Regions from separate parts of the Homo sapiens genome. Here region 2 is linked to region 1. A link is an interaction called in ENCODE POLR2A ChIA-PET data of the cell type or tissue named here. Cell type or tissue: GM12878. All regions are shown on one strand. Links, peaks and the distances in the headings refer to the core of each region. The heading gives the core; the rest is flanking DNA. Region 1 has its middle 40 kb from the start of SF3B5. Region 2 overlaps PHACTR2-AS1 (PHACTR2 antisense RNA 1).

Evidence for each region. ChIA-PET counts read pairs that join two places held together with the same protein. Peaks named below come from ENCODE experiments on the same cell type or tissue, not always from the same donor. Only the 100,000 strongest peaks of a DNase experiment are listed, where the experiment ranks them.
Region 2: POLR2A ChIA-PET joins it to region 1 with 5 read pairs; 3 of 35 experiments call an interaction of 5 or more read pairs at or near these places.

The regions. Positions count from the first base shown.
Region 1 is chr6:144,052,829-144,058,212 of GRCh38, forward strand. It overlaps a transcript of PLAGL1 not described here. Among named protein-coding and RNA genes, the nearest start is that of SF3B5, 40 kb to the right of the region's middle. RefSeq lists an enhancer at 2,332-2,441. In GM12878, for the core only: no CTCF peak of the experiment used is centred there; a DNase peak (open chromatin) is centred at 2,504; H3K4me3 peaks cover 984 bases; H3K27ac peaks cover 1,360 bases.
Region 2 is chr6:143,551,794-143,557,177 of GRCh38, forward strand. PHACTR2-AS1 (PHACTR2 antisense RNA 1) reads right to left here. Exons shown (of 3, transcript NR_027113.2): 3 at 2,322-3,437. It also overlaps a transcript of PHACTR2 not described here. Among named protein-coding and RNA genes, the nearest start is that of PHACTR2-AS1, 15 kb to the right of the region's middle. In GM12878, for the core only: no CTCF peak of the experiment used is centred there; no DNase peak of the experiment used is centred there.

The DNA of each region.
Region 1 (5,384 bases), core at 222-5,221:
ACAATGTGTTTAAATTCTCCACATCCAGGATATATGCAACATTGGTGCCCTCTTAGAACAAAAATGTAAAAAATTGAACTACTCCTTGTTTCAACATTTAAGCCATTTAATTCTTTCTTGGTATCATGAACTGAGAAGACTGAAGGGGGTCACAGAAAAAAATTATACTCACAATACTATATTTTTTCAGGTTAGCACCAATACTTGTAAATGCTTTGATAAACAAGGATGAAATTATTTATTTTAACTGATGCTCAACCATATTGGGTCATCCTTATCAGCTACAACCACACATTGCCAAAATCAATCAATCAATCATTTTTTTTGAAATGGTCTCACTCTGTCGCCCAGGCTGGAGTGCAGTGGCGCAATTTTGGCTTACTGCAACCTCTGCCTCCCGGGTTCAAGCAATTCTCCTGCCTCAGTCTCCTGAGTACCTGGGATTACAGGCATGCACCATCATGCCGAGCTAATTTTTGTATTTTTAGTGGAGACAGGGTTTCACCATGTTAGCCAGGCTGGTCTGAAACTCCTGACCTCAGGTGATCAGCCACGATGGCCTCCCAAATTGCTGGTGTTACAGGCGTGAGCCACCACACCCGGCCTAATTAGTCATTAATTCTTGAGTAGTTCATTCAAGTATAACATCTTGCTACCACCTATGAGGGATACAAAAGGTCCCAGTGCTTGCCATCTTAACATGATTTATCATGAAACTATTCAATAACTGTGCAAAATACTATTTGATTAAATATGATGGACAGTACAGACAATAAGTCCCTACAGGACTTATTTGGATAAAAAGGAAAATACTACCTTCATAAAGAAACTTACCACCTAAAAGTTTAGGCTTCGGGGATGGCAAATACATGGAAAATGATCAGCTGTCTTCCTCATCCTCTAGTAACTATGTCAGGCCAGTTACTGATCACGGTATTCTTGCCCAGTGAACATAGTTATAACCTCGAGATCCTTATCAGCACATCCTTCTAGGCAGCTACAATAAAATATGATGAAACTTATTTGTCATCTCTGGGCTCAGCCTCTTTAAGAAGCTGCAGGAAAGTCTTTGATTATATTAATTATCACATGAATCCTGTCAAAGTACATACCAAGAAGAACACCATCAACTTCAAAATCCATCAGGAAAGGGATATTCATTTCTCTATATGGTCTAACAAATGATACTATTTAACTCTAGGTCTTAACTTACTTATGTCAAATGACAATTGTACCTATAAATCCAATAAAGTGCTTTATAATTATAAAGTCTCATTCTATAACATACCACATGCATGAAATTATAAAATATATGCTCACTTAACAAACAATACAAAAGTATATAAAGTAAAAACTGAAAGTTTACCAGCCCCTACAACAGTCCATTCTTCAGAGTTAGCCAAGATTAAGTTTAGTATACATCTTTCCAAACTTACTTTTTACTTATGCAAGAAAAACAATGTGTGTGTCGTATGTTTATTGCAGCACAATTTACAATAGCAAAGACATAGAACCAACCCAAATGACCATTAATGATGGACTGGATAAAGAAAATGTGGTACATATATACCATAGAATACTATGCAGCCATAAAAAGGAATGATATCATGTCCCTTGCAGGGGCATGGATGAAGCTGGAAGCCATTATCCTCAGCAAACTAACACAGGAGCAGAAAACCAAAAACTGCACGTTCTCACTTGTAAGTGGGAGCTGAACAATAAGAACACATGGACAGAGAGAGGGCAACAACACACACTGTGGCCTGTCAGGGGTCGGAGGCGAGGGGAGGGAGAGCATTAAGACAAATACCTAATGCATGCAGGGCTTAAAACCTAGATGACGGGTTGATAGTGCAGCAAACCATGGCACACATATACCTATGTAACAAACCTGCACGTTGTACCCATGTATCCCGGAGCATAAAAGAAAAAGAAAAACTAAAAAAGAGTGTGTGTGTGTGTGTGTGTGTGTGTGTGTGTGTGTGTGTGTGTGTTCATGTGTAAGGTGTACTAGAGCTATTTTCCTTACAAAAGTATTTCTAGCAAAATTATTTCTTTCCTAAACTTTAAATTTGTAAAGGAAATGCAACATATAAATAATAGAAATTTAATGCCATTTTATTCTGTACTTAACACAGGTCAGTGTTTGGACATGTACAAATTAAAACACGAGGAAAATGCATTAACCCAGCACCTTTTCAACATGAATTGTCATAATAAAGGATTCCATCCAAGTGTTATTGAAGCTCAAAAAAATAGAACTTTCTATTGAAAAACACCCTTTACATATAGTAGTGCCATATATTTTGAAAAAGAAATGTCTAATGAGCACGGAGAGGCATATCCACAGATATTCATATCCACAGATATTCATGAAAACACACTTACCCAGAAACACAGTGTGTTCGACAGAGAAGAAAGCTTACCGAGTGCTTAGTTCAACACTTTCATTTTACATATAAGGAAGCAGACTCAAAGGTCACAAAGCCAAGAACAGAAGCAGCACCAGAACCACAACCCACCATGACTTGCTGTGCTTGTTATACAAAACCACACTGGCATTCTTTAACATGATGAATTTTATTATACAGATGAGGCTTATGGTTTAAATGGAGGTTCTTATCTGTGTTAAATTGCTTTTGTCCCCAAATCTAGCTTCTTGTTGCCCTGGGTGCCTCTATCGTAGGACCCCCAACTACCCTCAAGCCTGTGATTCTTTCTCCTCCCTCCAGTCTCATCTCAACAGTCTCTTCCATTGATGGCCCTTGTGCTGGTCCATCTCTGCTCTGCCCCAACCCTGACCTTCACTTTCATCCTTAGCAAAGTTTTGGGTCTTAGTGAAGGGAAACATGTATGTGCTCATCTCCAGATCTGGAGCCACAGTTGTCAGAGATATAAATCATAACTACAGGTGCCTTTAGGAAAGTGAAAGCTACATTTACATTATTAACGATAACAAGTCCTGGAAGAAAGAACCTCATCCCCATGAACGATACACAGCCACTGTCTTTCTTTGGGTACTACATTCACACACACAGAGAGATTCATGTTCCACCTACATGACAGCCCTGTGATTTGGGCTAAAATTTAACCTTCAAAAGCTCATAAAATAGTAGTGCTCTTACTTTTGAAAGCAGATCCACCCTTTTCATAATGATATATCAGAAGTTCAACATATAAGACAGAAGTACCACAGAGAAGTTCAACATGGTAAAAGATGACTCACTTTTCTTTCCCCTCATCCCTTTCTCCATCCCACCCCCACCTCTGAAGAAATCTAGACCTCCAAGGGATCAGTTTGAGAACCGCTGCTTTATATCTTTTAACACATTCGCTTTTTTAAAAAAGCCTATTTTTCAAAGCTGTTTTATGTTCACAGCAAAATTGAGGAGGAAAGAGACATCTTACATGTCCCATCCCCCACACACGCACAGCCTCCCCTATTACCGGCATCCCCACCAGGATGGCGCATTTGTTCCAACTGTTCAATCCACACTGACACACCATTATCACCCAGCGTCCATGGTTCACATTCGGGCTCACCTTGACGTTATACATTCTATGTGTTTGGACAAATTTATAACAGCATATATCTACTAATATAGTGCCATACAGAGTAGTGTCACTGCTCTAAACAAAACTCCTCTGTGCTCCGTCTATTTAACCCTCTTTCACCCCTAGCCCTTGACAGCCACTGATCTTTTTATTGCCTCCATAGTTCTGCCTTCTCTAGAATGTCATACAGTAGGTAGCCCTTTCAGGTTGGCTTCTTTCACTTAGTAATATGCATTTAAGATTCCTCCATGTCCTTTCATGGCTTGATAGCTCTTTGTTTTTGTTTTTGTTTTTTTAAATTTAGACAGGTTATCGCTGCTGCCCAGGCCAGAGTGCAGTGGCACAATCACTACTCACTGTAGCCATGACCTCTTGGGCTCAAGTAATCCTCCCACATTAGCCTCTCAGGTAGGTGGGATTACAGGTGTGTGCCACCATGCTAAGCTAATTTTTTTTAATTTTATTTATGCTGCCCAGGTGTTGCCCAGGCTGCTCTCAAACTCCCAGGCTCAAGCAATCCTCCTGCCTCAGCCTCCCAAAGTGCTGAGCCACTATGCCTGACTCTCATTTCTTTTTAGTGCTAAATAATGTCCCATTGGCTGGATGAACCACAGTTTGTTAATCCATTCACCTACTGAAGGATATATTGGTTGCTTTCAAGTTTTGGAAATTATGAATAAAGCTGCTGTTAACATCCTCATACTGGTCTTGGTGTAGACTTCAGTTTTCAACTCCTTTGGGTAAATACCAAGTAGTGCAATCACTGGATTATATGGTTAAGAGTATGTATAGTTTTATAAAAAACTGCCAAAGTTCCTTGCAAAGACACATTCACTTTTACTAAAGAGAAGACCTATATAAAGACAAGGCACATGGTACTTTGCACATTGCAAATCGTTAATAACCAGCAGTATTCTATTTATCCTTGCTTGATAGAAATGTAATGCTTTTACTTCTCCTAAACAAGTTGTTTATAAATATGTTGCTCTGTATTGAATAATATATTAAAAATCACCTTTCTTCTCACCAGAGGCACCCTACATGTATACCTGGCCAAGGGCTGGCCCATCAGTGGCAGGAGGAAGCATGTGCCAGCACCCGTGCCACTGTGGCATGCTGCATACTGCATACAGTGCTCCAGAGAATCGTACCCTTCCCTGCACTGGTGCCATTTCCCAATGTACTCGAAAGATTCCAAACCCACAAGCTGATAAAAGATGCTACATTCCCTTCAATCTTTCTCTGAAAATGCCACACCCATTAGCTTCATCAGCTCATGTCTCTAGCTCCTCTCCCTAAAAGCCCAGTCTAAGTAGCTGTGCCCGAAGAGAAAAGGTTGTTGGAGAAAGTGGCAAATGCCATCCCATGCCTTCCACACCACCACGCCTCACCATTTTTTTTTTTTTTTTTTTTACCTCTACATGCTTCCTCTCTTCTTTCAGCCCAAAGCCCTCAGGTTCATGGACTCATGCAAATTAATGTCTGAAGGAACTTATTATTACTATTGCAGTTTTAACTTTAGCCAGATCTCAAACCAAGATTAGGCTGAGCCAATGAATACTTGACCATCTCTAATAAGATTGACTCCAAATTTATACACCTATACTAAAGCTAAAATTGGTGTCATTTCCAAAATATCATTTGTGCTAGGCCATCTTTGCATCACTATACAGGAATAACTGAGACTGGTTAATTTACAAAGAAAAGAGGTTTAATTGGCTTATGTTTCTGTAGGCTGTACAAGAAGCATGGTGCTGACATATGCTCAGCTTCTGGTGAGGGCTCAAGGAGCTCTTACTCATGGCAGAAGGTGACAGGGACCCAGCATG
Region 2 (5,384 bases), core at 258-5,257, 500 kb before region 1:
ATTGAAAATGCCCTGTAGAAGAGAGAAATGTAATAATGGGGGGAGGCTAAGCTCTAAATGGAGAACTTTGACTTGCTGGTTGGATTAATAATGTGACCATTTATTATTGCCTTGGGTATCACTGGAATTTTCCTACATAGCTTTGTTCACATGAAAAATTAAAGTTTACTGCATAGTGCTTGCTTAATAATTTGTTCAGCAAGCAATATGCAATAAACTTTAACTTTTCATGTGAGTATAGACTGTCTCCCTCTCTTCGAGTTCACTTTGAGTAGTAGACTTTTGTAATCTCAATGGTGCCTCATCCATAGTAGTTGTTTATAAGGCATTTGTTGGAAAGCGACTGATTATACTTGGGAGTATTTGTAGTCACCTGAAAATAGTGAGAAGCCACAGCTGGAAAAAAAAAATTAGAAGTCTAGGGAAGAAAGAGTGTGGTGAGGGAGGTTAATGGCCCCCAGCTCACCTAAGAGAACCTAAAGAATAAAAACTGAAAGGACATCTTCAGATTGCATCTGAAGGAAGTCACTGGAATTCACAGCCAAAGCATTTCTGATGAAGTTCTAAGAATGAAAACCCAGAGAGTCACTGAGGGAGTAGGAGTTGAAGGGAAGTTTAAGGAGCAAAACCACAAATGGAAATAAAGGGCAGGGAAGCAGGGAAATAACAACAACCAACAAGAAAAGTTCCTGTGAAGCAAGTACTCTTCACCCAGTACCTTTCAATAATCTTTCATTAACATGATCTTCTGTGCTCAGACATGTCTGTTTATGGATAATATTAAGCATGTAGTAGATGGTGCTCTATCAGAATTAAAAAAAAATTGAAGGCTGGATGCGGTGGCTCATACCTATAATCCCAGCACTTTGGAAGGCCAAGGCAGGTGGATCACTTGAGGTCAGGAGTTTGAGACTAGCCTGGCCAACATGGTGAAACCCTGTCTCTACTAAAAATACAAAAATGAGCCGGGCATGGTGGTGGGTAGTCCCAGGTACTCAGGAGGTTGAGGCCAGAGAATTGCAGAGGTTGCAGTGAGCCAAGATCGTGCCACTGCACTCCAGCCTTGGCAACTGAGCAAGACTCCATCTCAAAAAGAAAAAAAAAAAAAAAAAAAAGCAAAAAACTAACCAACCAACCGAACAAACCAAAAAACACATTGAAGAAACCTTTAGGAAAACCGGCATGATCTCTGATGTCCAGCTGCCTGTCACTTGCCAGGTATTTAAGGAGTGAAATGAGCAATGATGTTTCATCCAGATGCTTAAACATGCTTATCCCAGCCCAGAAGTGTGGCTGAGGGGCTAAAACCCATGCACCACTCTTGACCCATCAACAAGGTTCAGCAAGTATTTACTGAGTCTCTATTATGTGCCAGTGAGAAAACAAAAATCCAGCTCATAGAGACTGCAGTATAGTGAGGGTGTCAAAGATAAAGCTGGAAACTAAAGTGGCAAGGAGAGATTTTAATGAGTGATAGACTATTGCTATAGAGAACTATTCAGTGTGAACTGAACAACTTCAATTTGTACAGAAGTGACTGTGCATTTTAAAGAGAGAATGAAGGAGTATAGAGGGAGGTGAACAGAGGTTCAGTAAATTCACGGAAGTGAAAATATCATACAAACCAGGAAGAGGGGAGTTGGTGCATGTAAACCCAGCTGGGTTTGTTAACTGGTGCTTATGGAAGTCAGGCTCCCACCCTCCCACAGAGGCTGGAGACAGGAGCCCCATCTTCAGATGTTAGATGAACAAACAGTAAATTATTTTGACAGTTTTGAGTTTTCTCAGACAGGCACTTTAAGGTGAGTTAAGGTCATTCTAGAGATGCAGGCCTTGAGCTGTTAGAAACTGTATTCATGTTTTATTCGAGTCTCTATAGGCTGAGGTTGAGGCCTAGTTGAGAAGAGGGCTCAGGGGAGCTGACTAGAGTTTGATCAAGAAAAGAGTCTTGCTGGGAGACAGAGACAATACACAAACTAAATAAACAATATTAGATGGTGATTACAAAGCAGAGGAAGGGTATAGGTCGTGCCGGGGTGAAGGTGTGCAGATTGCAACCTTAAGTATGGCAACCAAGGCAGGCCCCACTGAGAAGGTGGCATTTGAAGAAAGGCCTGAGAGAAGTTAAGGGGTGATCCTTCCAGGCAGAGAGAAGAGCAAGGGCAAAGGCCCCAAGGAACAGAAAAGAATCCCGGGTTGGGCCCCTGTAGACCACCGCAATGACGTTGACATTTTCTCTGAGTGAGACTGGGGATCCAGTGGCGGGGGCGCTGGGCAGAGGGGCATCATGTTTTTTGATACAAATGTAGAAAGCAAAGTTTGGGAGATAACTATTTCATTCATATCAATATCAACTTAGGAGTGAATCCACAGTATGCAGGGCTATGGTGTCTGCTTCTTCTCAGGAAGGGACAGTAACTAGCCAATTGATGGAGATTTTAACATTACGTGGAAGTAGCTAAACTAATTGAAGACATTTAAAAATGTCTTTACCTCCAACAATTTGCTGTTAAAAAATTATTCGATGACACTTGTTCAAGCACGGTAAGGCAGGTTTTATTTAGGACCATTGCAATAGGTATAGGGACCACTGCTATCGATTTTGTAGTCGGGGAGTGGGATTGGGCTCAACTCTGAATGTAACAGGGAAAATAACTTATAGCCAAGGAGCAGTGTATCTTGCTCCTTGGCTATAAATTACAAGTGGGTGTCAGTGGATGGAAAATTACTAAAAGGAAACGTCAGCGTTAGAGCAGTCTTGCTGAAGACAGGACAGGATGATCAGCCCTCACCTGAGGAAAGGTGAAGGGCTAAGGAACTCGATTGAGGGTGGGAGTTCTCGGTAAACCAATTTAGCAGGGCTTTTGTTAAAACTGTATTTTACGAGGAAGTGCCCAGATGGGCCTAGAAGATCCAGGAGCCTGACTAAAGCTTGGTCACTCAAATAATCTTTGTCACTGCCAGTCTAAGAGGTCAAAAGTGTAATTTTGTCTTTCCCTGATTACTATTGAACCTAGGAAATATTTTATATTATTAGCCATTTGCATTTTCTTTCTCTGTGGTCTTCCCAGTACATATCCTTTGCCCTTTGTTCCTGTTGCATTATTTTCTTAACTCTTGGTGTGTTGAGTTGATAAATAATCCTTTGTGGTATATACATTGGAAGTATTTTTCTGCTATTTGGTTTTCTTTCATTTTGTTCTTAGGACGTTTTGTTACTCAGGAACAAATCCAGTTTTGATGTGTGAAGGTGTGTGTTTCCATACACATACGGAGGATTTACAAATATGCTGTAGATGTCTGTATTTGCTTTGAAATGCCCTTCAATAAAAACCATCCCAGCTTCTGTGATTCTTATCTTCCCTTTTTAGTGTGGGAGGCTTCCTGCTTTGCTTTGTCTGCACATTTACGTCGAGCCTGCCGAGCTTAATTTTAACCTGGGGAAAAATACAGAAGAGAAGCTATTTTCAGTCAGGTCATATTACTGAGAACACCTGTGAAATTCAGGATATTTTCTTGGGGGTAAGTTAAAATGTAGGACGCCACCTTGCCTGAAGCACATTTCTATTGTGGTTGCTGTACAAATTGGGAGGTGTTACTTGGAGCCAAAAACCTTATCACTTTCACACCAGCACTGCTTCTAAGTTGCATGCCTCCAACCCTCAATCCTTGGTATTAATTCTGAAACAACTAGTATAACCATCTGTTGAAAAGTTCTGTGGGAAAAAAAGGGGTCTTTGTGGCCTGTGTTATTCACTTCCCTGATGATCAACACAGAAATATTTTACATTTTGGTTATCAGTCTATTTTTTCCTGCTTTTCCTCTTGCTCCAGTTTGCCTTCCTAAATGTCTGGCCATAGGCAAATAAAATATACCCCCACCCTAGATGATTATGGTGTCAAAATTCCCTTAATCACACAGTAGCCCCAGCCAGCTGTTTGAGTAATATTTTTCCTACCTCATCGTGTGAATTGTCTTATTGTTTTGGTGAAATGTTGACGCTACCACCTACTCTCATCCTCCCACCTCCATTTGCAGATAAAATCTAATTATCACCTCAGGATGGTTTCTTGACATACAATATAATCACCACCGACACAAAAGAATTTAGGGCACTATGACATTTAGCTTTTTTTTTTTTTTTAAAGACTGTTGTTCAAAAAAATGATCCTTTTAAATTTGCTATTTCACAATTAATTTTTTTAAAAAGAAACAGAAAAAAAACAAAAAGAAAAGAGACCAAACCTTTTACTCTTAGTAATTAATCTATTTGTAGTGTTACATTGAAGGTAGTAGCAGAAGGGACAGTGAAAACTCATGATGGTTAAGAAATTAACAAAGGAGCATGCTTTTAGGACTTCAGGCAGGGATCATTACTAAAGTCCCTAGCTTTGATTAGAATTTTGTGATACCAGCTACTGTATAATTCGGCCCCAGTTCATTTCAGACTTTCTTCCTTAAATTCATTTATTTATTTCAGGACATTAAGGTATGGACTTTAGGTGTGGGGCATCTCCAATGCTCCTGCGTGCCAGGCACAAGGCGTGGGCCAGGAGAGTGAATATCTGGTGGAGGGAGGTGAGGAATACAGGAAGTAGTGCATTTTACTAAATGGAGAAAACATTGAAGGCAGCCAGCTTGATAGAATCATCAAAAATAAAAATTGAGGCATATAACAAAACCAGAAAGTACATTCATAACTCCGTATGTCAAACTAGAGAGAGGAAAGTGAAAAAGATGAGAAAAAATATTTTGAGAAAAGTTGACTAGCTCCTCTGCAGTGACAGCATTCAAAAAATCAATCTAAACGCAGCCCTAGAGCAGCAATTCAGCTTCCCAGCTTGGAGGACTCTAGGTTTGAAGCTTTCAGCTGCTATCAGATTTGAACCTCTCAGCTCACAGGGTGCTAACTAGAGGAGAAGGAAGACGTACATCACCACAGGACCACAGCGACGCATCACCATGGAATTTTCAGACTCAACGCACTGGCCACACCATGGGGTCCAATTGCTGCCATTTAGAAAAGCATGCTTTTAAAGTGTGTCATTTAAGAGTAAGTATTCTTTTTTAAAAATATGGGCCAGGAACTAATAAAAATGATGCACAAAGACGTGAGAAGATATGCTGCCTGTCTGTCCTCCTCCCTCAGAGAGACCACATTTCCTTTTGAAACAAAAATGAGGCCAGAAAGAAAGGGCCTCCCTCCCTAACCCCAGCCTCAGTTAGAGAGGGCCACAGGAGCTCGCCTACCATCTCTCTCCAAAATATGTTCTCCATGTGGTTCGGCAAGAGGATTCACTTGGTTTGACAAACTTTTCCCTTTGAAGAGTAAACACTTCCTGAAGGGTTAAAGGCCAGGTAATGGCCATTCACATTATTTTGC